2 separate regions of the Homo sapiens genome follow, and region 2 is linked to region 1. The links are chromatin contacts, found by Hi-C or POLR2A ChIA-PET in ENCODE. All regions are on one chromosome and are shown on one strand. Each heading gives the region's core, a stretch centred on a gene start or an enhancer-like site at or near the end of the contact. The rest is flanking DNA. Distances are from core to core; before and after follow the strand shown. Region 1 holds the start of H2AZ1-DT (H2AZ1 divergent transcript). Region 2 has its middle 53 kb from the start of LINC01217.

The links. Hi-C counts contacts between places; a loop is a spot of excess contacts on that map. ChIA-PET counts read pairs that join two places held with the same protein, here RNA polymerase II (POLR2A). Pooled maps may share reads with other maps.
Region 2: a pooled map shows a loop between it and region 1 (3-fold over the local background). The contact joins the enhancer-like site here to the promoter of H2AZ1-DT in region 1. A Hi-C loop is called at or near these places in 2 of 50 pooled maps. POLR2A ChIA-PET finds 5 or more read pairs at or near these places in 2 of 52 experiments (GM10248 and PC-9).

Annotation. Positions count from the first base shown.
Region 1 is chr4:99,949,038-99,952,090 of GRCh38, forward strand. H2AZ1-DT (H2AZ1 divergent transcript) reads left to right here and starts at 1,457. Exons shown (of 4, transcript NR_125923.1): 1 at 1,457-1,643. It overlaps H2AZ1 (H2A.Z variant histone 1), which reads right to left and starts at 1,238. Exons shown (of 5, transcript NM_002106.4): 1 at 1,131-1,238; 2 at 626-703; 3 at 236-349. The coding sequence starts at 1,133. RefSeq lists enhancers at 1-497, 1-28, 1,069-1,158, 1,103-1,707 and silencers at 649-738, 819-868, 1,529-1,578, 1,619-1,828.
Region 2 is chr4:100,737,125-100,740,279 of GRCh38, forward strand. No RefSeq gene overlaps it. Among named protein-coding and RNA genes, the nearest start is that of LINC01217, 53 kb to the right of the region's middle. RefSeq lists an enhancer at 1,596-1,675. Within about 2 kb of position 1,752, at least 3 of the 41 ENCODE cell types and tissues checked have a DNase peak (open chromatin) inside an H3K27ac peak, as active enhancers do.

The sequences.
Region 1 (3,053 bases), core at 207-2,706:
ATCGTTCCTCACTATCTGACTGGCAAGATATACAGGGGGCACGCAATTTTAATTCCAAGAGCAGAGAACTCAAGCTCAGTAGGATCCTTGTTGAACACCAGCTCCCTCTAGCGTTCTCTTAGGCCTCTCGCCGCGTTCAGGGCCTGGGAGTTTTCTTGCATCACTTTCCTCCTTCCCTCTTGCCGCCTCCCCGCCCCCCAAACCTTCTCCGGATTATAGGCGTTCACCCATTTACCTCTGCGGTGAGGTACTCCAGGATGGCTGCGCTGTACACAGCGGCAGTCGCGCCCACACGTCCATGACTGGTCGTCCTAGATTTTAGGTGTCGATGAATACGGCCCACTGGGAACTTAAATTTTAAGCATACACAAACATAAATGCACAAAAATGAGAACTAGAGATGGGGAAATTATATGCGCGCCAAAGCAAGGGGCACGGGCGCAGCAACGCGTCCCGACATCGAAACACGTGATTCCTCCCCCCCATATTTATCGTATGGGCAGCCCAAGTCGCGACACCGCATCACCCACGCATACACAAAACGCCCATCGAGAGCGATGAATAACAAAAAAGGAAATGCAAAGAAAAACATCATGACTCCCAGACTGCACGAACAACTACTGACCTGCAAGCCGGCTCTCTGCGAGCGGGAAACCGCCTTTGTCTTGGCCTTTCCGGAGTCCTTTCCAGCCTTACCGCCAGCCTGCGGCGCGCACACGCCCGCGAGCGGAGGAGGAACGGAGAATATAGAATTACCAAGGCGGCGCGCCCATCCCCCACCGCGGCGCGTCCCGCCGCGAGCGCGTCCCCGCACCCTGCCGGGGTCTCCGGCCCGCGGCGCGCCGCAGGGGCGACCCCGCCCGTTCGCCCCCCGCCGCGCGCTCGCCACGGCCGCGCGCCTCCGCCCGCCGGCCCCCAGCGGCGCTGCGCGCGCCACCCAACCGTCGCCGCCCGCCGCGAGATCCGAGGCTGCTCCGCTAGCAGCCGACAAAACACCTCCCCCCACTCTTCTAAATCCTGTCTCCGCGCGTTCCCAACCGTCGCCACTTCACCCCCATCCCTCTGTGTAACGGGTTTTTCTCTCGCCGGCAAAAACCCGCGGAGTCATCGAGCGTCTCTGCGAAGTTTACCATTTCGAATTCCGCTGAAGCTCAAGCAAGCAAGGCAGAGAAAAGGCTAATCGGACCCACGGTGAGATCCCACCACCTACTCCTTCGTCGCACCGCGATTCAAACTGCGCTGTCTCCCGCCTTCCCTGCTCCCTTTATACTGCAGAATGTTCCCTCATCCGGGAACTCGGATTGCTCATCCCACCAATGGCTGCCACCCGCCCTCGGGACGCGTCCTTGAGACTTCAGCCAATGAGCAAGCGAAGAAAAGGGTGGAGGGGCGGGCGCTTCTAATCTCAAGCCGCGATTGGGGCGTGGGGGGAGAGGCGGGGGAAGGCGGAGGGATGGGAACGGGGGAGAAGAAGGGCACCGCGGCGGGAGGGAAGAAACAGAGCGAGCTACGCTGCAGGAGCGCAGTTACCAGCCGGCTGCGATCACGTGCCTGGGAGGAGGAGCTGAGACCTCAGGGGAGGGGCGCGCGGTAGCGTCCCGGGTCCCCTAGCAGGGCTCTAGAGACCACGTGAAGTCTCCTCGGTATGTAGCACGCCGCCCCCACCACTCCCAGCCCCATTCCCAGCGCCTCTCGGGCGGAGACCTGCGACCCGCAGCCGCTTTCCGGGGCCCCGGACACCCCTTCCCTACCCTCTCAATCCCTGGCGGCTCCTCCCGTCTGACAGGTGGCGCGAACGCGTCCAGTGAGAGGAGTCTGAGGTTTGCCCTGACGCCTTCCACAGCCTTAGTAGAGATTCCGTGTTTCTTCCGTCTAGGCGAGTCCCCAGCCACCAACAGATCACGACCCGCTGCTCCCACTTTATTTTCAGCCGGGTCTTCCACCTCTCCCTCACTACTTATGAAATCCTCCACGGAATAGTTCTGTGACAGCAAACGGTGAAGCCAAGTCACCTCACTGGTCACGAAACCCTTTTTGTCTATACTTAGGGAGCTTCTGGCGAGGCAGTATTCTTTAATCAAATCATAAACCATATTTTTTGGAGACTACACATCAATGGGTTGTACCTGTAGCCTGGTGTGTAAAGCTCATTTAGTGAAACCTCAGAGCTATTATGTGTCAACTTTTCTACAGTAAGTATTTTGCCACATGACAAATGTTCGGCAAATGTCGATGGAGTAACTCTGACATGATTTTCAGGCAGTTAGAGGGTCCATGCAATGCAATCAGTTGCAAATGATGAGGTTAAAGTAATGGTACTGTACACACAGTACTATCCTTCCAACTAGTAGGTTATTAACACCTATGTACATCTCCAGCTGCTTGGGGACAGTAGTGTCTCAATCTCATTTGCAGTGTTTTAGTGTATTACATTTTTTAACATAATTGAATAGTTTCAATGTGACGAACATTTTGAAACATATACTCTATGCTGGGCATGGTGGCTCACACCTGTAATCCCAGCACTTTGGGAGGCCGAAGCGGGCAGATTACGAGGTCAGGAGTTCAAGACCAGCCTGGCCAACATGGTGACACCCCATCTCTACTAAAAATACAAAAATTAGCCAGGCATGGTGGCGCCCGCCTGTAATCCCAGCTACTCTGGAGGCTGAGGCAGGAGAATTGCTTGAACCCGGGAGGCGGCGGTTGTGGTGAGTCAAGATTGCGCCACTGCACTCAGCCTGGGGAACAGAGCGAGACTTTCTCAACAACAACAACAACAAACATATACTCTGAAGTACTTTAGATTGGGTTTCAATTTGAAAGATTTTATCGAATTAGAGGACCTCCCAATTTCTGTGAGATAAATTCTAGAGAAGAGCTTCCCAACAATTTTGACATTGAGGTTTATTATTTCTTGGAACCAAGGAACTCTTATGATGTCGTCGATAGCAAGACTTCAGCCGTTTTCCTACTGATAATATAATAATGATATATTAAGCTATGAAACCTGATAGTTAACGATGGCTCCAGGGAAGCTTTGTGATATATAA
Region 2 (3,155 bases), core at 502-3,001, 790 kb after region 1:
GTCAGGTTCAATTAATTGTTGAAACCAAACAAAAATAGCCTCTCATGGTTCCCATTGTTCTGCAGCTGTTGGCTTCATAATGCCTGTTGTCTCCTTCCTTATGACTAATCATCATGGTTGCCCAGTTTCCTTTCTTGATTTTCTACCAGAAGTTGTGATGTGTCATAGGAAGAAAGGGCAACCCTCCAAGAATTTCTTTCCAGGTCTTTTGAACACATCCATCCTGGAGCATTTGCCTTTTTCTTCAAATTGCTGAATCTCTTGACCTCCCTGAACTAAGAAGCCATGTTTGTGAATGTGCATGCTTCAGTCGTTTGATAAGGGAGCCTAAGTAGCTTCCTGCTTTAAAGAGGTCAAAAAGATGGGAGTCCCGAATGGAATGTGTGCAAAAGTCTTCAGCCTAATGTGTTTTTCTTTTACAAAATCTCACCTTGCTTCTTGTTACTCTGTTGAACAGTTCCAGATTGCTAAAAGTATCACCTGCTTCCTGAGTTTAGCAATTTCTAAAAGTGTTATATCATGAGTATATAAAATCCCATTTAGTTGAATATCAAAATTCTAGCCACTTAACTTCTCAGAACACATAAAAGAACTTCAGAGTAAAAGGAAAAGACTACTGACATAGTTGTAAAACCTGATGCACTAAGACTTAAGTACTTTTGGTATTAAGGAGAGTGTTACAATTTTGAACACTGTCTGGCATACATTAAACATCAGATAAGTGTTTATGGCATTATTGGAGCTTAGATTAGCTGTTTTTAGACCTAAATCTAGCAAACTTGGTTATTATGTTTCTCAGGAAAAAAGAAAAAGATTACCAACAACGTTTTTGAATTATGGCAGAAGACAACAAAATGAGAATGTTGTGAAAATCTACAGCTGATATCTAGCTATAAAAATGAGACCAAAAAAATTACAAAACACAATTGCAATAGTTGGTCCATTTGATTTGCCCGAGGATGCAAAATAAATTAGATCACCCTTCAGAGACACCACCCTAATGATCATAGTAACTACTATTAAATTATCAAGGAAAAGTCCAATTAGGTTTCATTTATGCTAAGAAAGCAATATAAAGTAAAATAAGATTAAAGTTTAAAGGGAGCGGACTGAAGCACTAAGGATTTTCATCATCTTGGAAAATCTACTTAAATAGGGCAGCTCATTCACCAAAGATTTTAGTTCTCAGTGGGGCCTTGCTGAATTCACTTATGCTGTCAGATCTGAAGATATCCTATCACACAGTCTCACGCTTTACATAGCAAAAAGATTAGGGTGAACACAATCCTCTCTCCTCATGTTAGACCATGTCTGTCTCCCTTAAAAAAAAAAAAAAAAAAAAAACCACTGTCTGAACTTAGCTAGCCTCCAACCTGCCTTTGGGGAGAGTGCAGCTCCTTTGCTCAGAATGAGTCACTCAGTCTGTTTGTGCCCCACCTAACTGGTGTGGATGCTGGCTTTGGTTCCTTATAAGTCCATAAGGCAGCCTGGCTGAATTTATGATTCAGAGTAACCTTTAGTCCATCTCCTGCCTGTGTGTGCTTGCTACGAGTTCTCTCCAGGTCACCAGTGAGTTTTTCCTCCTCTATCATCATCGAAACCATTCATGGCCACATTGCACCTCACACTTATGCCCCAACAGCTTTATACATACCCAGTTCTTTTACCTCCAGGCCTTCATCCCCAGTGTGTCCTCTCCCTGACAGGCATCTTTCCCTTTCTACTAGTCCCAGCCACCTCCCACCACCTTTTCTCCCAGCTCAGTAGTTCTCAACTTTGGACAATTTTGTCTCCCAGGGGACATCTGACAATACCTCAAGACTTTTTTGATTGTCATAACCTGAGGAAAGACACTGCTGGCATCTAGTGGGTAGAGGCCAGGACTTCCATCGAACGTCTTCCAACGTACAGGCCAGTCCTCCAAACAAAAAATTATCCAGTCCAAATTGTCAAAAATGCCAAGGCTGGGGGATGCTGCAATCTTCTCAGTCTTCATTCTTACATCTCAGTTCAAATCTCACCTCCCTTAAAACCTTCCCTGAACATTATTCTTCACTACAGGAGAAGGGTTAGCTATCCCTACTCTTTCCTCTTTTAGTACTTGATATAATATCCATTCTTGAGCTTTCTATACCATAACAAAATTACCTTTGTCTACATTTCCCCCGCCCCACCCCCACCCCCACCCCACCCCACTAAACTCTTAGCTCCTTGTGAGCAGGGGTGGTGTCTTTTTCATCCACATCTATCCAGCACCCAGACTAGTGCCTGGTTTATTGTAAATGTTTTTAAAAATGTTTGAGTGATTGAATTTAAAAGATTAATTTTGTTTGAAACTTTATGTCTTTGCTTTTTTGCTAATCGTTTGGCAACATTAGAGACACCTTGCTGATCCCCAAGAATCTTCTGATCCATTAAGGATCTTTAAATATAGAGTAAGTGAGCCTCAACTCCTTACATTTCACTATGTCTGTGTTCTGGAGTTCCTCAGAAAGGATGACATCTTTGAGGATAATCTTTGGATGTTGATAACAGTGCATTTAAAGTTAACTGAGAGGCTGTCTTTAGCTGATAATAATCTGCTGAGTTGGATTTCTTATCTAGTTAACAGTATAGTCACTGAAGCCAGATTGCTTGGGTTCAAATCTAGGACCTGCCACCTACAACCTGTGTGACCTTGAGCATATTAATTAAACGTTCTGTGCTTCCGTTTTCTTTCTGAAAAAAAAAATGGGGATGATCATGGTATGAAACTCATAGATTTGTTATGAGAATTACCTGAGTTAGTATTTGTAAAATGCTTAGGACAGTGCTTGGTACTCAGTAAGTGGTTGTTAAACAAGGTTGGAAGGATAGGCTAGTGTCAACCCTCTGCTACTTGTGATGAATGCATCAAGCCAGGTAAATACATCTCATTCTAAAATATAACTCTACTTTATTGCATCCCTGAGGAGACTTGGATGAACACATGTTAAAAGATAAGACAATTAAGATTTACCCATCATGTGTCTTAGACCAAAATAACCCTCCAGAACTTGTCAAGCTTTTCTATAGGCAGGTGACAGAATGTCTTATAATCCTGGCATATATACAAAAACCACTGATAATCTATGATTGCCACTGCTGCTGCATTCTAATTTTCCTGCTTCAAACTG